Regions from separate parts of the Homo sapiens genome. Here region 2 is linked to region 1. Evidence: chromatin loops called from intact Hi-C (ENCODE). Cell type or tissue: natural killer cell. All regions are shown on one strand. Each heading gives the region's core, and the rest is flanking DNA. Links, peaks and the distances in the headings are about the cores only. Region 1 has its middle 15 kb from the start of MEX3C. Region 2 has its middle 44 kb from the start of MEX3C.

Region 1 (11,336 bases), core at 1,838-9,837:
GCCACTTTGAGGGCTGAGGTAAGAGGATCACTTGAGCCCAAGAAGTAGAGGCTGCAGTGAGCTGTGATCACACCACTGTACTCTAGTCTGGACTACAGAGTGAAACCCTGTCAAAAATGAAATGAGGCTGGGTGCAATGGTTCATTCACACCTGTAATCCCAGCACTTTGGGAGGCCCAGGCAGGTAGAGCATCTGAGGTCAGGAGTTCGACACCACCCTGGCCAAGATGGTGAAATCCCATCTCTACTAAAAATACAAAAATAAGCAGGGTGTGGTGGCATGCACATGTAATCCTAGCTACTGGGGAGGCTGAGACAGGAGAATCACTTGAACCGGGGAGGCAGAGGCTGCAGTGAACCAAGATCGTGCCACCGCACTCCAGCCTGGGAAAGACAGAGAAAGATTCTGTCTCAAAAAAACCACAAAAGAACAAAAATGAAATTAAAAGGGATGAGGGAAACAGAAAGATGTGACTCTGGGAGATGAAGCAGGCTGTACAGGCAGGGGAGTTCAGAAGGGCTGCCTCAGGGTTTTGGGCTCCTCCAGAGACTCAGGCTGCTCCCCTGTGTGTCAACTCAGAAGACAGGCCTTGATGGCATGTTCAGCCCGGATAGGACTCCCATCACAGAGTCTACACTACTGCACTGATGCTGCAGAGAGCAATGGATTTGGGGGTTCTAATGGAAGAGAAGGTGGGAACTAAGAAAAGTCTGTCAGGTTTCTGGGTGAGGTCAAATAAGGAATTTTTAAAAAACGATTAACAACTAAAGCTAGATCAGTATTTGATCAGTATTGTACTTAATGAGGTCAAATCCAATTTAATACACTATTATTATGGAATTCTGAATACAAATATTGAATGTTTGTCAATCCTATTAGATAGGGCCCTTTTGTAGATTTGAGAGACCCCTCGGCCTTTGTCTATGTCTAATCTGTCTCTCTTATTTGCACTTTAATTAATACTTGGCTTGTGTAGAGTCAGATAAACTTACTTATAAGTTAAGAAAGCTAAATGTAAAGAAAACAAGTATTAACCTCTATTATATTTCCCTGGATCTGTTCAGAAAGGTAAAAAATATATATATATATATATATTTTTTTTTTTTTTTCTAGATGGTGGAGTAGGAGGAGGTGTGAAAAAGTTTTCTATATTTTTAATAACCTTTGTTCAGAGACCCAAAAAGTAATTTTTTAAATGGCAGTAATAATATGAAAATGTTTCTTTTCATTGCAAATATGAATGGATTTAAACGACTTTTATCTAAGTCTACTGTCTTATTCTGCTCTCATCTAAGTCTATACTCTCATTTTATTTAAGATATTATGGTGTCAAATTACTTTCACCTGACCACGTACCTGAAGTGGAAAAAAGGGAAATGATGATTTAGAAAGTTTACCAGATTCAGGAAAGGAACTGAAGGGCTATTTTAAATTCCACAATCCTGGTAGCTTTGGTGTTCTGTATTAACAGATTAAATAGTTCCATGAGAATTATTTAGATGCAATCAATTCAATGGTATTTTCTGAAACTATTATGTGCTAAACAATGCATTGTAGTGTGTCACACGAGGATCTACACACAAAAGCACACAGCATGGTACCTTCATTGATGGAACTTATAATTATTTACATATGTGAAAAGCCAGAGAACTCTGTTTAACATGTAACCAACTACTAAACCCAGTGCCTATTGCTTTCTTAAATAAGAGAAGATGAGGGACCCAAGGTAGCTCCAGCAAACAAGTTACAATTTAAATAGACTGACAAATCCTTTGAATGTTGGAAATTAACAAGAGCCCAAGTAAGGTTAAGCTTGGCCTTTTATAAGAAAGTATGGGCCAGGCTGGGTGGCTCACTCCTGTAATTCCAGCACATAGGGAGGCCGAGGTTAGCGGATCACCTGAGGTCGGGAGTTCGAGACCAGCCTGGCCAACACAATGAAACCCCGTCTCCACTAGAAATACAAAAATTAGCCAGGTGTGGTGGCACGTGCCTGTAGTCCCAGCTATTCAGGAGGCTGAGGTAGGAGAATTGTTTGAACCCGGGAGGCAGAGGTTGCAGTGAGCCAAGATTGTGCCACTGTACTCCAGCCTGGGCAACAGAGTGAGACTCCATCTCAAAAAAAAAGAGAGAGAGAGTATGAAGAAACTGGGCTGGGCACAGTGGCTCATGCCTGTAATCCCAGCACTTTGGAAGGCTGGGCAGGCAAATTGCTTGAGCCTAGGAGTTTGAGACCAGCTTAGGCAACATGGCAAAACCTTGTCTCTACGAAAAATAAAAAAATTTAGCTGGGCGTGGTGGTACATGCCTGTGGTCCCAGCTACTGGGGAGGCTGACGTGGGAGAATCACCTGAGCCCGAGGGGAAGGCTGCAGTGAGCCATGATCACACCCACTGCACTCCAGCCTGGACGACAGAGTGAGATCCTGTCTCAAAAAAAAAGAAAAGGAAAGGAAAAAAACTGGCCTGAAGTGGGAAAGTTACTTTGGAACACATGGGAAGAGATAAGAGAGAGGAGAACGTGTTTTGAGAAGATGAGCTTGTCAGTGGTGTGGAGGTGCATAAGAGGAAAATATATCAATTATGAGGTCACTGCAGTCTTCTAAGGGGAATGTGGCCAGAGTTAGCACTAGTGTGGACGTATGAAAATGAAAAGGGAGAAAGACAAAAGGTATTTCAGCAGAAATACAGACACAACGTGTGCATCATTAGAGTAGGAGACAATTCTTGTTCCTTTTAAAATTTTCATCTTGGTTCTTTCCTTTTGTCTGGATCCATTTCCTCTATGTCTTTTATTTTTTTGTCTTGTTTTTTGTTGGTGGTGATTGGGTTTAAATTTTTTTTAATTTTTTTAATTTGTGTTTTAAATTATACAAGCATACATGTTAGTTTTGGAAATTTTGAAAAATATACAGGAAAAGTATAAAGACATTAAAAAACACCTGTACTCCCACCACTCAGATGATTTCAGATAACATTTTTTTCCAATCTTGATGGATGCATTTAGGAGTGATTATTAAACAAGATGGGCTGGGTGGAGTCCATAGATGAAGCAGCTTGATGGCTTCCTTCCCACCATGGCCTTGGAGCATACTTCATCAGTTCCCCATTCTCTGCCCTGAGCCACGGTTCAGGAAGATCCCATAGCTTTCCTGTCATTTTCAGGTATTGGCACTGAGTCACGTGCCGGCATTAAAAGTCCATATCTAAGTCAAATCAATACTTCCGCCTCCCTGAGCTCAGGATCTGCAGTTTAGGGGCTTGGAGTGGAACAGGTCATGGTCTGCTTTGTCATTCTTGTCACCCCATCCTATTCACACTGTGAGAAAATCCATATACCCTTACTCCAAGGGTGGAAGTGAGGCTTGTGCCTACTGGTGCTCGCTCTCTCTTTGCCCTGACTTTGTGGACTACTCTAGCCAACTTCCCACTTTCGGATATTGCCACAGCTGTCTCAGGCACCAGGGTCTATGCCACAAAGCACTCTCTACCCCCATAAATTCACTTCAATTGTCCTTTCTGAGAAATCTCTTATATAGGCTGCTGCTGGTGATAACGGTGAGCACTAGGCTTTTCTTTTTTAAATTTACAGTAAATATTGTGAAGCTCTGTCTAACCCCTTTTTTGAGAATATGAGGATATTTGTTATCAATTACTCTTAGCTTTGGGCTTTGGCCAAAAGTTCAAGACGATAGAAAAAGTCCATTTCACATCCTAATACATATACACACACACATACACACAAAATAATAATACTTAGGCCATGCACAGTGGCTCATGCCCGTAATCTCAACGCTTTGGGAGGTCAAGATGGGAGGACTGCTTGAAGCCAGGAGTTCAAGGCCAGCCTGGCCAACATAGTGAGACCCCATTTCTTTTTCTAGGAAAAAAAAGAAATAATAATAATAATTGAGACCACATCACATCATTTGCATCATACTTATTTTCCACTAGCATTATAGAGTGAGCATTTCCTGTGTCACAAAACTATATTCCAAAAACATGAATTTTTTCTTTTTTTTTTTGTTAATAACTGCATCGTATAATGGCAGTAATACAATTATAGGATTAAGAGACCACAGGAGAAAAGGCAGGTGATGTTTCTGGAAGATAGATATGGAGTACAAAAAGGGAGTGGAAGAGTCATGTGACAATCATTGTAAAAATACAGTACAAGGCCGGGTGCGGTGGCTCACACCTGTAATCCCAACACTTTGGGAGGCCGAGGCTGGTGGATCACCTGACGTCGGGAGTTCAAGACCAGCCTGACCAGCATGGAGAAACCCTATCTCTACTAAAAACACAAAATTAGCCAGGTATGGTGGCTCATGCCTGTAATCCCAGCTATTCGGGAGGCTGAGGCAGGAGAATCACTTGAACCCGGGAGGCGGAGGTTGCAGTGAACTGAGATTGCACCACTACACTCCAGCCTGGGCAACAAGTGTGAAACTCAGTTTCAAAAAAAAAAAATACAGTACAAAAACATGATTTTTTTTAAACATGATGTTTATTGGCTTATAATTTTTCATCATATGACTGTTCATTTCTCATTATCTATTCAGCCATCACCCAATTACACATTTATAATTTTGCTAACATAAATGTCATTGCAATAAATATCCTTGTATGCAAATCTTTGTGCACATCTTTGTTTATATTCTTAGGATAATCCTAGAAATAGAATGTTTCAATCAAAGGTTATGGACATTTTTAAGGCTCTTAATACCACAAGAAAACCCCTCAAGAAAAGTGGAATAACCACTCAGTGTGTGGAAGAACACACACATTGTACCCAAATATTATTACCAGATTTTTTACATTTACAATTCGATTAGTGAAGTATCATACTTTCCTGTCATGGTTTATATTTCTTTGTTATTGAGGCAGACTCTTATTTACTCTGTATTTTTTCTTCGGCAAATGGTCTGTTCATGACCTCTGCTTATTTTTCTCTTGGAATCTTAATGTTTTCTTATTGATTTAGAAACTCTGTCCATGTAATAAGAATAGTTATCCTTTTTATCATATTGTATTTGTTGCAAATGTTTCCCAATTTGTTCAACTTGATTTTGCAGTAATCAGGGCAACTCTGTGGGCCTTAGGTAATAAAATTATCATCAACTTTTACCAAGCTTCTAAATCTTTCTGTTTCTCCTTTAATCTCTTGTGGTCTCCATTTGGCTTCATATGCTTCTGCCAGCAGCTTTCTCCAGATTGACAACCTTCTAGCTTCTATATCCAGGGAGGCCAAAAAGATTTAATGTCAGGTAGAAAAACTCAGAGCAGGCTGACCGGCCCAGCTTTATAACATGCTCACCTCCACACCAATCACTGGTGCCAAGAAAAGCAAGTGCTCTGATTTGCCAGATTAAGACATGTTGTTAAAGTGAGACGAGAGCCCCTAAACAAAGGAAAGAGCTGGATAAACTGGTCAGACAAAGCAAAACAAAACAGAAACAAACACAAATACTAACATAGGTCTTCATTAGTATTTCCTTCTACTAGTGTGATACTTCTTTCTTTAACCCAAAATTAATACATTTTTCTTCTGGATTTTTTTATTATTATTATTATTGAGACAGAGTCTCACTCCATCACCCAGGCTGGAGTGCAATGGCACGATCTCAGCTCAGTGCAACCTCCGCCTCCTGGGTTCAAGCAATTCTCCTGCCTCAGCTTCCCAAGTAGCTGGGATTACAGGCGTCTGCCACCACGCCCCAGCTAATTTTTTTTTTTAATTTTATTTTTAGTAGAGACAGGGTTTCACCATGTTGGCCAGCCTAGTCTCGAACTCCTGACTTCAGGTGATCCACCCGCCTCAGCCTCCCAAAGTGCTGGGATTACAGACATGAGCCACCGCACAGGGCCTGGATTCTATTTTTTACATCTAGCTTATCTTCTCCAAATCCCTTTGTGTCCTGTCCTCTAAGGTTCACTTTGTTTTCGCTTTGTTTGTTTGTTTGTTTGTTTGTTTGTTTGTTTTTTAAGAGGCAGGGTCTCTGTCACCCAAGGCTGGAGTGCAGTGGCACCATCATAGTTCATTTTAGGATCAAACTCCTGGGCTCAAGCAATCCTTCAGCCTCAGCCTCTTGAGTACCTAGGATTACAGGTGTGCACCACCATGCCCAGCTGGCTTCATCATTTCTGCTGGCTTGGTCATAGCCAGTACAGCCAGTTCCAGCCCCGGTTCTTCCTGGGTGGTCTAATGTTCCCTTCACCTCCAACACACACACACTCCCTTTCTTCAGTTCATTCTGCACACCATCACAAAATTAACAGTCCCCAAACCTCACATCTATCCCTTCAATGATGTCATTTTCCTCTTCACAAGCCCTTAGTGTGGCCTCCCTGCCCCACCCACTTACCACAGAGAGGAAGTGACCACTAATGTCATGACCACTCACTTGGCTAGATCACAATGAACTGTTATTTCACACAGCTTTCACAACTCTGCTCGCAGATATAATCTCCCTTGTACGGAAGGGAAACTGAAGTTCAAAGAAGTTAAATCATTAAGTAATGCATTGTTCATATGTAGCGAGGCTGGGACTTAACCGCTACTCTGCCTGAATCTTTACACAAGAAACCAACCCATCCACAGTAGATGGGCCTCCAAGCAGAGTCTAAACCCCTTAGCCTTTTCAAATTTCCAGGTTTTGCTTCCTCTTGTTGCCATATATCAATCCCTCATTGTAATCAGATGTGTCTACTCACCTCCCAATCCCACCCCTGAGGCTCCCAAGTCTGTGGGCTTCTCTTTTGCCTCTGTGTCTTTACTTGTGGTAATTCTCACCAAGAAACTGCCTTTCCCCCTCTTTTTTACCCATTTAGAGTCCACCTCCCCTAAATGTCTGCTTAATTTCACTACTTCCGTCAAGACTTTACTATCTTTTTTTTTTAATTATATCTTCTCAAAATGCCTACAATATGTTTCTCTGGCATCCACTGAATTATTAGATCCTTGCCTTCCATGCCCTCGTGCATTCTAACTTTCAACCATTCTGCCACCTAGATTATGAGTCTTTTGTGGTCTAGTGCATGACTTATATTTCCTTGTATTCCCCATATGTTTGGTACAATAACTTGTAAGAAGTTAGTCAATATTTGTTGATCCGTGTCTTTCTCCTCCAAGGGGCTGTATTACCAACAGGGTCTCACTCTGTCACCCAGGCTGGAGTGCAATGATGTGAACACAGTTCACCGCAGCCTCAACCTCTTGGGCTTCAGCAATCCTCCTGCCTCAGCCCCCCAAGTAGCTGGGACTACAGGCACACACCACCATGCCCAGCTAATTTTTTTTTATTTTTGGAAGAGGTGGGGTTTCACCATATTGCCTAGGCTGGTCTCAAACTCCTGGGCTCAGGCGATCTGCCCACCTTGGCCTCCCATCGTGCTGGGATTACAGGTGTGAGCCACCATACCATGCCAAGTCATAATAATTCTTGAAAAGCTTTTCCCCTTTGGCAAAATATTAATTTGATCTTAAGACTCAAATATTTGGACATTCCTATTACATTGGTAATTTTCAAGAGTCAAGATCATAACAGTTGTAAAATGCTGAGAGTATAGATAAATTATTGGGAAATTTACACTAGCAAATATTTAGTTTACCTCCTAATAAACCGCTAATAAACACGCATAGAGAATTTACTACCAAATACCACTATATGGAATGTTTTATTGATGTACCTTAATAGTAGTTCATAGCATCTAAAGAGACGCGAAATCAATTTTAGAGGACCTTAAACTTATTAAACATTACTATTTACTTTCTACCAGATTTTACAATGTTACTTTATATAATAAATAGAAGTTACAGGAAAACAAAATATGTTTGGGGAATATGGAAAATGATCTAAAGATTGTTTTATATTGGAGGTTAGAGTACCTGTTTTAACTAGCAAGGCTTTGAAAATTGCATGAAACTTAGGAGATGATAAATGTTTACAATTTGCATCCACATTGTTACTAACACAATAGCCTGTTAAATCCCTTGGCAGGAATATGAGCAGACTGCAGGCCATCCACATTATTCATCTAGGGGGAAAAAACATTATTCACAAATTTTAATTGCTCCTGTGACACCAACAGTCTGAAAATGAAACATAAAAATGTAGCCTTTGGGAAGTTTTACTGTGCAACGACTTTATGCAACCCTGACCAGAGGGATCGATGTCTCTATCACAATTACACAAAGACCTGAATAAAATAAGTTAATAGTTTCAACTCGGGTCCTAGTGAACCGTTGACATATTTTAAAATTCATTCTATCCACTGTAAACTCAACAAGTCCTACACCTGACCCAAAATAAATAAGTCACCACCTCCCCTAAGAACCAGTGCCCTGAGGGAGAGGTTTTAGCAGAGAGATTTACATTTAGGCTCTCCAGGTAAAGGGAACCAGCCGTTGCCTGCCTAGAGAATTAGGTTGACCTTCCACCTCTAAAGCTAAGACTTAGAGGGTTGCAAAGAAAAAGAGGAGGATTGGCAGGAGAGATGGTGAGAAACACCAAATCAGAGAAGTGACCTTTAGATTCAAGCTACAACAGAAGCCACCGACTGTCATGAAACCCTTGAAACCCTAGAAACATTTACCCCAGACTCACTCTACCTGCAGCCCTCCCCATTAAGAGCAACAGCATCTTCTGCTTGCACAGGCCAAAAACCTTGGAGTTTGCTGGCACTGTCTTCAAAAGTGTGTCCCAAATCCCACTGTTTCTTGTCACTCTGCTCCTCTTTGTGTCATCTACACTCAATTCTCAACATGTTTATATATAAGTATCACTTTTTTTTCCTTTTTGGTACCAATTCCTTGCTTAAAACTCAGCAATGCCTTCTCATTTCCCACAGAGTAAGGCTGAAATCCTTTAATTTTTTACTTTTTTTCTAACAGAGACAGGGTCTCACTCTGTGAGTGCAGTAGCTGGAGTGCAGTAGCACCACCTCAGCTCACTGCAGTGCTGGGCTCAAGCAATTCCTCCACCTCAGCCTCTCCCATACCTCCAACTATAGGTGTGCACCACCAGGCACAACTAATGAAGTCCTTTAAATGGCCTAAAAGTTCTGCATGCTCCACTCCTAATTTAGCCTTCACTCTAGATGTGTGGCTCTTCCTGGAACACTTTTTCCCCAAATACCCCCTTGGCTAACTCCTTAACCTGCAAATCTTTGCTCAGACATGACCCTCTCAATCAGGCCTACCCTGACCCACCATCGTGGGTCAGGATCCTGCCCAAGACCCCTGTAGTTGATATCCTCCTTACCATATTGCACTCTTGTTTATATATATACAGATGTGTGTGTGTGTGTATATATATATATATATGTGTGTGTGTATATATATATATATATGTGTGTATATATATATGTATATATATTTATTTTAAGATGGAGTCTCGCTCTGTTGCCCAGTCAGGTTGGAGTGCAGTGGCACAATCTCAGCTCACTGCAACCTCTCCTTCCCAGGTTTAAGTGATTCTCCTGCCTCAGCCTCCTGAGTAACTGGACCACAGGCACATGCCACCACACCCAGCTAATTTTTGTATTTTTAGTAGAGACAGGGTTTCGCTATGTTGGCCAGGCTGGTCTCAAACTCCTGACCTCAAGTGATTGCCTGCCTCAGCCTATATGACTGGTATTACAGGTATGAGCCACTGCTCCGGGCCTTTGTTTTTCATATAGCATTATCACCTTCTAACATGCTGTACAATTTATTTTGTTATATATTGTTGTTTAACTTTTGTGCCCCACCCCCCTTATAGAATGTGTAGGTTCTGCAGAAGAAGGGATCTTTTTTGTTGTTGTTCACGAATGTGTTCCAGATACTTAGAACAGTGCCTGGGACATAGTAGAGGCTATGTAATTATCTGTTAGATAAATAAATGAATTCATGTTTTATCTGTGAAGAAAATGAGGCACTAACAGGATAAGTGATTTTTAAGCTAAAAAGCAGCCAACTCCCCTTTACTGCATGTCCCCCACGGTCTCTGGAAGATGTATTCCATAGGTTAGGTTATAATGGCAAATTGACATTTTTGTCAGTGTTAGAATACAGTGGTAGAGAAGTTCAGTTCTACATCAATGAATCTTAGAAGTTAAGAAAACGATCATTTCACATTAACTCCTTTTTTTTCCTATCTTTCTTTCTTTCTTTTTCCCTTTTTTTTTTTTTTTTTTTGAGACAAGAGTCTTGCTCTGTGGCCCAGGCTGGAGTGCAGTGGCGTGATCTCGGCTCACTGCAAACTCCACCTCCTGGGTTCAAGCAATTCTCCTGTCTCAGCCTCCTGAGTAGCTGGGACCGCAGGCGTGCGCCACCATGTCCGGCTAATTTTTGTATTTTTAGTAGAGACAGGGTTTCAATATATTGGTCAGGCTGGTCTCAAACTCCTGACCTCAGGTGATCCACCCACCTCGGCCTCCCAAAGTGCTGGGATTACAGGCATGAGCCACTGGCACCCAGCCTTCCAGCCTTTTTTTCATTTTTCTTTTTTTCCTGACCATTAGATCATCAGGAATCATGTTATCTGAAACTATCGCAGAGTGGTGAGAGTACAGGCACTTTTTAATGTCTTCTTTATCTTTAGTAGAACTCTAGATTTCTTTTTTGGAAGCTTTTCAGTTATGAGTTTAATTTCCTTATCATTATAGGAATATTTAGGTTGTTTAATCTTGGTTGAATTTTGGTACTATATAGTTTTCAAAACGTTGGTCCATTTCTTCCAAGTTGTTGAATTTATGAACATAAAGTTGTTTGTGGTAGTCTCCTTTTATGCTTTTAATGGCTTCAGGATCTATAGTGGGATCCCATTTCATTGCCAATGTTGATAATTTGTGTCTTCTTTCTTATTTTTCTCAGTTTTGCTAAATGTTTAGCAATTTTATTGATGTTTTTAAGGATCCATATGTTACATGGAGTTTCTCTACTATTTCCATATTTTCAATTTTATTGATTTCTGCTCTTAACTTTATTAGTTTCTTTTTTTCTGCTTGTTTGGGTTTATTTTGTTCTTTTTCTAGTTTCTTCAGGTGGGGATTTAGGTTATTGATTTGAACCCTTTCCTTTTTTTCTAATATATTTTAGTGCCATAAATTTCTCAGGTGTGCTTTAGCTGTGTCCCACAAGTTTTCTGGGTTTTTTCTCTTTCTTTTTTTTTTTTTTTTTTTTTGAGATGGGGTCTCGCTGTCACCTAGTCTAGAGTGGCGCAATCTCGGCTCACTGAAGCCTCCGCCTCCCGGGTTCAAGCAATTCTCCCATCTCAGCCTCCTGAGTAGCTGAGTAGCTGAGTAGTAGTAGTAGGTGTACGCCACCACACCCAGCTAATTGTTGCATTTTTAGT
Region 2 (11,336 bases), core at 1,526-9,525, 58 kb after region 1:
TAGGAACTTGTTAGAAATACGAATTTCTAACAGCAGAGCTATGGACAGTTTGCCTGGTCTGTTAGGGCCTCCGGCCTGGACTCACGCCACCATCATGTCCCACTACCTGCACACTCCTCCAAAACATGTCTCTGTCCATCAGGAACGTGGCCAATGACACCAGGTCTGCAGATAGACAGGATAAATTTGGTCATGATGGTCCTACAGGAAATGTTTATGTTCCACTTGATTTCCACACCCACCGTCCAAGAGGATTTGCTTGTGTTCAATTTGAGGATGTTTGTGATGCTGAAGATGCTTTGCATAATTTGGACAGGAAATAGATTTGTGGACATCAAGTTGAAATACAGTTTACACAGGGGGATCAGAAGACACCAAATCAGATGAAATCCAAGGAACAGAGGAATGTGTACAGCTCTTCACGCCATGATGGTTATGACAGATACAGAAGTTCTAGAAGCCAAAGTTATGAAAGGAGATCCAGAAGTCAGTCTTTTGATTACAATTATAGAAGATCTTACAGTCCTAGAAATCAACCAACTGGAAAACCACGGAGTAGCAGAAGCCATTCCGACAATGGTGGATTCAAACACCAAAATCCATCTTTTTCAAGATCTACATCTCATTCAAGGCAGCCCAAGGAAGAAGTGAAGGCTAAATCACATTCTAGGTCTGCATCTCACACCAGAACTAGAGGCACCTCTAAAACAGATTCCATGCTGGGTGCAGTGACTCACACCTTTAATCCCAGCAGTTTGAGAGGCTGAGGCTGGAAGATCACTTGAGCTCAGGAGTTTGAAACCAGCCTGGGCAATATGGCAAAATGCCATCTCTACAAAAAAAAAAAAAAAAAAAAAAAAAAAATTAGCCAGGCATGGTGGTGCATGCCTGTAGTCCCAGCTACTTGGGAGGCTGAGGTGGGAGGATTGCTTGAGACTGGGAGGTCAAGGCTGCAGTGAGCCTTGATTGTGCCACTACACTCCAGCCTGGGTGACAAAGCAAGACCCTGTCTCAAAAAGTAAGTAAAAATAAATAAATAAATAAGATTCCAAAGCATATTAAATAAGTCTGGCTCAAGATATGAAAAGGAATCAAAGAAAAAAAACTACTTATATCCAAATGTCAGTCAAGATCAAAGTCTAGTTCTAGATCAAAATCTACATCAAGGTATTGGACTGCTCCTAAATCCAATGGCCACTGATAATATAAACTATGGTTGTTTTTAGGCACATATCATTCATTTATTTATAGTTTGGTTTACTTAAATTATCAGGAATTGGCCAGGCATGGTGGCTCACCCTATAATCCTAGCACTTTGGGAGGCTGAGGTGGGCAGATCTCTTGAGCCCGGGAGTTTGGGACCAGCTTGGGCAACATGGTGAAACCCCTATCTCTACCAAAAATTAAAATATTAGCTGGGCATGGTGGTGTGCGCCTGTAGTACCAGATACTTGGGGCTGAAACAGGAGTATTGCTTGAGCCAAGGAGATCGAGGCTACAGTGAACCGAGATCACACCACTGCACTCCAGCCTGGGTGACAAAGTTAGACCCTGTCTCAAAAAAAAAAAAAAATCAGGAATACAATGTTGTAACAATACTTTAAAAACACTGTACCAGGCAATGGTAATAATTCAAATGATATGCTGTGGAGAAGCCACTTTTAAGAGTCAGTTTGTAACCCCGTCTCTACTAAACAAAATACAAAAATTAACCAGGTGTGGTGGCGGGCGCCTGTAGTCCCAGCTACTTGGGAGGCTGAGGCAGGAGAATGGCATGAACCCGGGTGGTGGAGCTTGCAGTGAGCCAAGATCGCAGCACCGCACTCCAGACTGGGAGACAGAGTGAGACTCCATCTCAAAAAAAAAAAAGAAGAGTCCAGTTTGTTTAATGTTATAGGTAACCACCAATTTGTGGTGTCCCTGTATATTTTTGTAAAGATTCTTTTTTTTGTGTTTGAAGTTTGTGGCAAAAAGATGTTGGTTGACCATAATTTGCAACATTTTTTTTTAAAAAAAAACAGGCTGTCTTGCTTTGTCACCCAGGCTAGAGTGCAGTGATGCAATCAAAGGTCATTGCAACCTCTAATTCTTGGGCTCAAGTGATCCTCCCACCACAACATCTCAAGTAGTTTGACTACAGGTGCACGCCACCATTCTTGGCTCATTTTAAAATTTTTTGTAGAGATGGGGTCTCGCCATGTTGTCCAGGCTGGTCTCAAAATCCTGGGCTCAAGCAAATCACCTGCTATGGCTTTCCAAAGTGTTGGGATTGCAGGTGTGAGCCACTGTGCCCGGCCTCACATTGTCTTATTAAAAATAAACTTTCATATTCATATTTGGTAGAACTGTTAACTTAGAAATGTAGCTTGCTAATAAGATAGAATGATACAAAAGTGAAGTTGTAACCACAGTAAAGCACTACTGCTCAGACACATTTAGGTTCAGGCTGGGCCTGGTTGTCCTGACAAGATGTCTAGGCCTGTGATAATCATTTGTCTATCATGCAATGGGGAATAGTTCTTTTGTTAACCCCACTGTTTTAGGGAATGATGCCAGCTGGATTATGCAGTATTTTCAGGGAGATTGAGTTTTGACTGAAACGTGGAGTCTTCACTAGTTCTTTTGGTTTCTATGAAGATTTGGACATAGAAAACATGAGAAAAACTTACCTTAAAATTTGAGCAGGTCAGTGATGGCAGAAATAATTTTAAGGGGAACAGAATGTCCCTATGCAATTATTCTAAGATTTAAGGAGCACTGGTGACCATAGTATTTCTTTGTTTTCATACTGCTGTTAGAAGCAAGTAAATTGTTTCAAAGTAGGTTTTGCACGTGCATATGTAAAAGTACTGAATTTTAGGCTGGGTGCAGTGGCTCACAGCTGTAATCCCAGCACTTTGGGAGGCCAAGGAAGGCGGATCACCTGAGGTCAGGAGTTCAAGACCAGCGTGGCCAACATGGTGAAACCCCGTCTCTACTAAAAATACGAAAATTAGCCAGACGTGGTGGCACATGCCTGTAATCCCAGCTACTTGGGAGACTGAGGCAGAAGAATCACTTGAACTCGGAAGGCGGAGGTTGCAGTGAGCCGAGATCACGCCATTGCACTCCAGCCTGGGTGACAGAGTGAGACTTCATCTCAAAAAAGTAAAAAATAAAAGTACTAAATTTTGATGCTTGCAGTACATGGCGTGTGCGTTTGTAGACAAATTTGCCTACCTCTTTATGAGGGAGGCTTGCTCTTCACGCCTCAGTTTATTTAATGTGAGCTAAGATGAAAGACAGCACTTCATTCTAGATGATTCTGTTGTTCCATGAAATTCAAAGTAATTTTGGAAAAAGAATTAGTCAACTTTCAGCAAGTCACATCTCTGAGTTTTTGGTTATCAATGTAATGCCTGACTAAAAATGGAGTAATACGCTTCATTTATTATACCCTTCATTCAATATATCATTTATAATTTAAAGCATTTCTCTGAAAGATTGTTTTGGGGGCAAAAGTGACTTGACATGTCCAATCTCATTTCAGAATAGAAAGCTAGCATCTTTTAAAATCTGACATGCTTGCTTACATATTTAAGTACGAATTATCTTAGGGAAACAATTCCTTTGAAAGGATTACTTTTTTCCATTTTGGTTTTAGTAATCTAGGTTTTGCCTGTAAAGAACAAAAACATGGCTTTTAAATATTGTTTGTGGAATGTGTTTATAAAGGATTGATTCTAGAACCTTTGTATATTTGATAGTGTTTCTAACTTTCATTTCTTTACCATTTGCAGTTAATGTCCAAGTTCTGCTATGCATCATTTACGTGCACGTTTCTATAATTTTTTAAGATTGTCCTGGATGTCTGGTTAAACAACAAAAAGTCTATTTAAAACTGTAGCAATAGTTTGAACTTGTAGCAAAGAGGAAAATTGTGGGGTTAAACTTCGTATTTTCTTTCTTATAGAAGCTTCTAAAAAGGTACTTTTATGTATTCTTTTTAGGAAATATTGTGTACAGCTTTTAAAACATCAATGTTTGGATCAAAACAAGACCCAGCTTATTTTCTGCTTGCTGTAAAATAAGCAAACGTGCTATAATGAAAACAAAATGAAGGAAATAATGGTTAACTGGAAAGAAAGAAAAAAAAAAAAAAGAAAGGCAAATTCTCTGTTCCATTCCAGGCCCAATGGATCAGAAACTTTGTGGGTGGGCCTGAGATCCACTTGGCTGGATCAGGGGTCCCTGAGTTTTTGTATTGCCTGCCCTGACCACAGGACAAAAAGTTGTTCATGTACCCAAACATTCTGATTATTTAATTTTATAAATTACTTCTGCATACTTCCGTGTGACATTGCACTATCATGCTATTATTTTTTAACATCCAAAAAAGAAGAGTAAAAAGGATGAGATAAAGGTGAAATTAAAAATATTTTAAATGTCTTATTACCCTCTCTTGGCACAATACGCACTTCAGACAACATCCAACCAGAATGATTATGGATGTAAAGCCGTATTTCAAATAGTCTTCTGGATGATTGCAATTTCAGCCAACTCTTCAAGGTCTGAGGAAAGTGCTGCTGTTTTCATTTCATAACGTGGCTGGGGGCAGAGGAGGGAGGGTCAGCTCTGCCATGTGGGGGCTGCGTGGTATGATTTCATATTAGTGTTATCTTCAGTCCAAGATTTCTTTTCAACATTGTTTTAAAGCCACTTATCCTTTTTGGGAGCCTTAGTTGACTTAAAAATAGATAATAGAATATCTAAATTCCCTTTGGTGGGCACTATGTAAGTTGCAATTTGATGAAATCCCCGCTCTTCCTCCCACAAAGTACTCCTCCTACACAGCCGTCTAAGGCACGTGAGTCCCTCAACGTTCAAAATTACTAACATTGCACAGCTTTTTCTTTCATGTTGGAAGCAAAATGTTAATCTGAGTAGATGCACTATTATTTTTCTTTCCTTAAGCCCTCTGGGATGTATGTACTCCACTTTGGAGACCCCTGCTCCAGACTGAACACATCACCCCTCCACTTCCCTTGAAAGCCCTGTGGAGTCCCTCAAGAGATTTCATCAATCCAGAGGCTCAGCCAACAGCTGCACAGTTTGCCTAAGGAAGGCTCAGTCCAGGGGGCTCGCAGGAGACCACATATCCCCCTTTCCTCCGTGACTAGTCCACCCTGAGTTTCTGTTACCACTCAAGAGGCTCAGACACAGGAGTGTGGAGTCTCGCCCGCAGCCAGCATGGCAGGGGCAGCTGCTAGACAGCCCCAGGCAGGCGGCACTGGGCCCTGACCCCACATGCCAGGCCCTATCCAGCGGCTACCACAGGCAGTGGGCCAAGGGGCTTTCCCTGTGGGCAGCCCCAGCTGGCGGGCGAAGGCTGGGGGAATACGAGGTAGGGGCAGCTGCGACACCAGCTTCTTGTGGCATTTCTGAAATCTCATTTCCTGCCATAATTCTGAAGCAGGTGTTTCTGTTTTTTAGAGCGTCTTCAGTTGCTATTCTGGTCGTGTGAGTCGCTAGTTTTTTCCAAAGACTGAACTGCTATTTTTTCCTCTGGTGGAGGCATGGTGAGCAGCTGGTCCCCCCACCAGGATCAGTTGGGTAGCAGGCCAGCCCCCCTCGGCCAGCCCTGGCCTGGGGGCATGGGGACCCTTCACAGACTGAGTTGAGGAGCCACAGGGGAGCAGGGAGTACCGTCCGCTGAGCGGCCACCCAGCACTTTGTGTTTCAGTTCGCACTGAGCATGTAGTGTGCACCTGCCTTGCCCAGGAGAAGCAAAACAAAAACAAGCCAGGTCCCCAGCGCCTGTCTGGGGGACCTCAGCCCCACAGGGCATTGGGAGTGGCTGGAGTCAAACCCAGGCCTAGGGAGAGGCAGGTAAAGAGCTTCTTAAGTGAAATACCAGGGTCTCAAATCCAAGAATTTTAGATCTGGAGTTTCCAAACACCCTGAGACTCATACCAGACACATTCAGTAGGTCCTCTCTACAAGACTTTTAGTTTTCATTTGAATTAAAGTCTTAAAAATTAATGTAAACACATCTGACATCAGATGATCATCTCACAACTCTCACAACTAAGTATGTCTAGAGATCTCAGAGCCAAATAGTAGTAATTTTATAGGACGGAGCAGAGGATTTCATTTGTAAACGCCACAATAGTGTTCTGTATAGTGAAATGTTGCAATTTTTCCAATAGAGGCAAGATTTGGAAGAGCCCCATCATCAGACCACACAGCCTGGGTATCACTGAGTGCAGCATTCATGGTGTTTGAGTTCAGAAAAACAACATAGCAAGTCACATTAATGTGCTAACAAGTTCGGGTGGTTTTTCAGGAACTTTTGGTGTTTTCTTTGTACACTGATTTTGGTTTTAGAATTACTTAAGAGCCATTAAAATATATAGAAGTTAAATAATTTTATGGCTGGGTGCGGTGGCTCACACCTGTAATCCCAGCACTTTGGGAGGCCAAGGCGGGCGGATCACGAGGTCAGGAAATCGAGACCATCCTGGCTAATACGGTGAAACACCGTCTCTACTAAAAATATAAACAATTAGCCAGGCATTGGGGTGCATGCCTGTAATCCCAGCTACTGGGGAGGCTGAGGCAGGAGAATGGCGTGAACCCAGGAGGCGCAGTTTGCGGTGAGCCGAGATCGCGCCACTGCACTCCAGCCTGGGCGACAAAGCAAGACACCTTCTCAAAAAATAAAAATAAAAAATTATGTTCGTACTTATTTAAGTAATATGATAAACAAAATAATTTCAGTCATCCCTAGGGAATCATACGATTTCTGGTTTCCTTTGTGTAACAGAGGTTTGTACCTGACTCCGATGTAAAAACCATTACTCTCATGTTTGAATCAGATAGCTAGAATTATCTACAACAAAGGCTCATGCTGGAAGAATTAAAGCGAGGTCTTTCAGGGCTTAGGACTAGCAAAGATAGGGGGCCCTAGGGAAGCCTGTTGTCCCTAGCGTGTTTACTGGGAGCTGAGGTTAAGCAGACGCGGAAGAGGTAAAAAAAAAAAAAATAAAAAATAAGAGGCGAGGCTAACATCTAGGGAAGAAACAGCAAGCCTGTCTGCGGGGGCCACCAGAGGGCATGTTCACTACCAGCAACACACACACGCGCGCACACACACACCCACACACGCCCACACAGCCCCGGAGGCCACGGGAGACAGGTGAGGCCATCGCCCTGGGAGTGACAAAGTGACTCCTCACCTGCTCCACTGCCTTGGGGGCAGGGGAGTGTATGACACTTCAAGCGCTCACTGACTGTTCCTTGCCAGTGGATTGGGGGGTCCCAGTGATTAGGTCTGGGCTGTCATGGTCAGGAGGGCCACAGCTTTCCTCAGGTTGTTCCTCAGACATCTCAGAAACCACACTGACCACAGGAGCAAAACAAGAAGCACAGCTGTGCAAGAGGTATACAGCCAGAAGTGGCCAAATTTATGCCAGCCAATAAAGAAGCCCATAATGCGGCAAGGCTCTAGTCCTGCCACCCGCGGTGTGGGGACACGACGAAGGAGCAAGTCCAATCAACAGTCCTCCGCGTCCCTCCAGCAGTTGAGTCAGGAAGTCAGGTGCCAGGTCCTCTCGGGACAGAAACTCCAGAGATCTGGGTTTTCTGCCCTCTGAGACTGGACCTGCGAGAATCTTCTTATTTGGAAGGAGGTGGTTGGTAAAGGAAGACAAAATAAGGCTGGAAACAGACCCAGACACATTTAGAAACAAACGGAGCAAATGAAGCACTGGGGAGAGTCACTTTCTGAAAGCCAGACACCTCAGGACCATGTGGGTGGGGTGTTTCCAGGGAGGACGGAAACTTTCACCATCACCTTCCTGTCAACTGAGTGTCTGACCCCACCCCAAGTGTACTTGTGTGCTAGGACCGCCGTAATAAAATACCACACTGGGCAGTGTCAACAACAGACATTCATTTTCTCACAGTTCTAGAGGCTGGAAGTCCAAAATGGAGGTGTTGCAGGGCTGGTTTCTCTTGCTGCTCCTCTCCTCAGCTCGCAGCTGGCCGCCTTCTGCAGTGCCTTCACATGGTGCCCACCTTCTGCAGTGCCCAGCTTCTGCAGTGCCTGCCTTCTGCAGTGCCCACCTTCTCCAGTGCCCGCCTTCTGCAGTGCCTGCCTTCTCCAGTGCCTGCCTTCTCCAGTGCCTGCCATCAGCAGTGCTCACCTTCTGCAGTGCCTTCACATGGGCTTTGCTCTGTGACCGTGCATACGTGGCATCTCCTCCTCCTCTTATTGTAAGGACACTGTGCCACCATAGGAGGGGGGCCAGACCTTTATGACCTCACTTAACCTTAATTACCTCTTTAAAGGTCTGATTTCCAGGCCAGGCAATACCAGCACTTTGGGAGGCAGAGATGGGTTGATCAACTGAGGTCAGGGGTTTGGGACCAGCCTGGCCAACATGGCAAAAACCCGTCTCTACTAAAAATATAAAAATTAGCCAGCCATGGTGGCAGGCACCTATAATCCCAGCTACTGGGGAGGCTGAGGCAGGAGAATCAATTGAACATGGGAGGCGAAGGTTGCAGTGAGCCAAGAGCACACCACTGCATGCTAGCCTGGGCGACACAGTAAGACTGTGTCTCAAAATAAATAAATAAATAAATAAAGGTCTGATTTCCAAATACGGTTACATGCTGAGGTATTGGGGGTTAGGATTTCAATATAGGAATTTTGCGGGGAGACAATTCAGTCCATAACAACGATAAAATCGCATTGTGCAAGGTGTGGAGGTCCTGGGCTGGAGCTCTGTCCTTACTGAGCCCCTACCTGCAGTGGCAGCTTCATTCACCTTCATGAGAAGATGAAGCAGTAGCTCCAGGAGTGGCCCATCTCTCACCCTTCCTCAGCCCCTGGCAAGGATGAGGTAACACCGACCTTTGGCCCAGACTCCTGTCTTTGAACTACAGGGCACTGAACCCACACCGAGAGCTCACTGTGTCTATCATGGTGAAGGTGGAACAGAGACTATTTTCTAGGTAGACCTCCACGGCACTGGGCCCTGGGCACAGATCCAAAATCTCAGCACAGCATGGGCTGCCTCAGGTGCCCTTTTGGATGAAGAGACACCATTACTGGGACAGCTAAGCAATACATAGAGCTCCCAGGCCTGGCTAGAACACACCTCTGACTCCAGATGCAACATCACATGCTGGGCCATGAGTCACCTCTCTCAGACACTGCAGATTCCGAGGAGCTATGGGACTTAGACTGCTTTGCTGGCAGCTATACTCTATGCCTGCTCAATGGGTCTTCATCAAGTATAGTTAGTAGTATCGAGCTTCTACTTCCGCTAATGTCAGAATAGGTAAACCAGAACAATTGTCCCACCAAGAACAACTAGAAAAGCTGGACTAATATGAAAATTATTGAAGGCATCAAAGAGCCCAGATGAGAGTGAAAAATTACTGAGCCAAGATCTCTGGAGAGCAGAAACTCAAGCAGATAAGGCAGGTTTCTGGGGCCTAGATGCATTTACTGATTGTACAGACAGCTGATAAGACTGAGCATGGCTTTTGAAAGCTTCATAGGCTGCTGGGCGTGGCTGTGCAACAGCAGTAGCATATAAATCAGAAGTGGAGTGGATGGAATTAATGTCTTTCTGAGGCACTCATATTGTCTGAGAAGAGGTAAAGGTACTAATTCCTTCTGGAATTTGATAACTCAAGTATGTTGCAATATCTGTTTGACCAACAAAGATCTTATTTTTAAAAATATGTAACTACTGGCTGGGCGCGGTGGCACATGCCTGTAATCTCAGCACTTTGGGAGGCCGAGGCAGGTGGATCACCTGAGGTCAGGAGTTAAAGACCAGGCTGACCAACGTGGAAAAACACCGTCTCTTCTAAAATTACAAAATTAGATAGGCATGGTGGTGCATGCCTGTAATCCCAGCTACTTGGGAGGCTGAGGCAGGAGAATTGCTTGAACCCGGGAGGCAGAGGTGGCAGTGAGCCAAGATCATGCCATTGCACTCCAGCCTGGGCAACAAGACCGAAACTCCATCTCAAAAAAAAAAAAAAAAAGTAACTATCAAGTTAAGAGATGAGAAAATTGAATAATTTTTTAAAAGACAACAAAGAAAAGAGAACATAGACTAACTGGGGCAAAGAGAGAGTAAATAATAACATTTACACTCAAGTGAATCAGTAATTACATTAAATATAAATGGGCTAAATGCTCTAATTAAAATATAAAAATTGTCTGGCTTAATTAAAAAAAACAAAACCCAATTATAAGGTGCTTGCAGGAAGCATGCTTAAGAAACACAGAATGGTAAAATTAAAGTATGAAAAAAGATACAGCAATCAAAAACCTAAAGAAAGTTGGGGTAGCAATATTAATATCAGAAAAAAATAGATTTAAAAGCAAGAAACATTACTAGAGGTAAAGAGGTCTTTTATAATAATGATAGCTTTAATTTACCAGAAAGAGCTAGCAAATCTATATTTGCATGTATATAACAGCATTGACTCAAAAATGTAGAAAGTAACTAGAACTAAAAGAAAAAATAGACAAATCCAAAATTATAGTTAGGAAACCGTAATGCATTTTTTTCCCAAAACTTTGAGGAAAACAAACAAAAATTCTGAAAGGAATCTAAAGGACACACCATAACTGGAGAAACTGACCCCAAATAGCCAATACCAAGACATATTCTAGTAAAATATTAGACTTTAGAAAAAAAAGGAAAAAGTCTTTTGGATACATAGGCAAAAACACCAAGTAACTTACAGGAGAAAGAAAATGTGCTTGTCAAAAAACATTTCGATAGCAACATTTTATGTCAGAAGAAAATGAGTAAGCTATTTAAGATACTCAAGGAAAGAAGATAAAGGCCAAGATTTTTTGTTTATCTAGCCAAGTTAACTTCTTATTTGTTTGTTTGAGACGGAGTCTCTCTCTGTCGCCCAGGCTGGAGTGCAGTGGTGCAATCTCAGCTCACTGCAACCTCCGCCTCCCAGGTTCAAGCAATTCTCCTGCCTCAGCCTTTCAAGTAGCTGGGATTACAGGCGCCCGCCACCACGCCCAGCTAATTTTTTATATTTTTAGTAGAGACGGGGTTTCGCCATGTTGGACAGGCTGGTCTCAAACTCCTGACCTCAGGTGATCCACCCGCCTCGGCCTCCCAAAGTGCTGGGATTACAAGCATGAGCCACCGCGCCCGGCCAATTTTTTGTATTTTTTGTAGAGACAGGTTTTCACCATGTTAGCCAGGCTGGTCTCGAACTCCTGACCTCAAGTAATCCGCCTGCCTCAGCCTGCCAAAGTGCTGGGATTACAAGTGTGAGCCACCACACCCGGCCCAAATTAA

The links. Peaks named below come from ENCODE experiments on the same cell type or tissue, not always from the same donor. Only the 100,000 strongest peaks of a DNase experiment are listed, where the experiment ranks them.
Region 2: it touches region 1 in a loop (5-fold over the local background); 2 of 110 quality-filtered maps call a loop at or near these places.

The regions. Positions count from the first base shown.
Region 1 is chr18:51,206,849-51,218,184 of GRCh38, reverse strand. No RefSeq gene overlaps it. Among named protein-coding and RNA genes, the nearest start is that of MEX3C, 15 kb to the right of the region's middle. RefSeq lists a silencer at 6,287-6,386. In natural killer cell, for the core only: no CTCF peak of the experiment used is centred there; a DNase peak (open chromatin) is centred at 6,414; H3K27ac peaks cover 2,159 bases.
Region 2 is chr18:51,148,143-51,159,478 of GRCh38, reverse strand. It overlaps the pseudogene SRSF10P1. Among named protein-coding and RNA genes, the nearest start is that of MEX3C, 44 kb to the left of the region's middle. RefSeq lists enhancers at 5,144-5,273, 7,458-7,507, 7,518-7,677. In natural killer cell, for the core only: no CTCF peak of the experiment used is centred there; DNase peaks (open chromatin) are centred at 4,838, 5,358, 7,108 and 7,828; H3K4me3 peaks cover 2,015 bases; H3K27ac peaks cover 4,083 bases.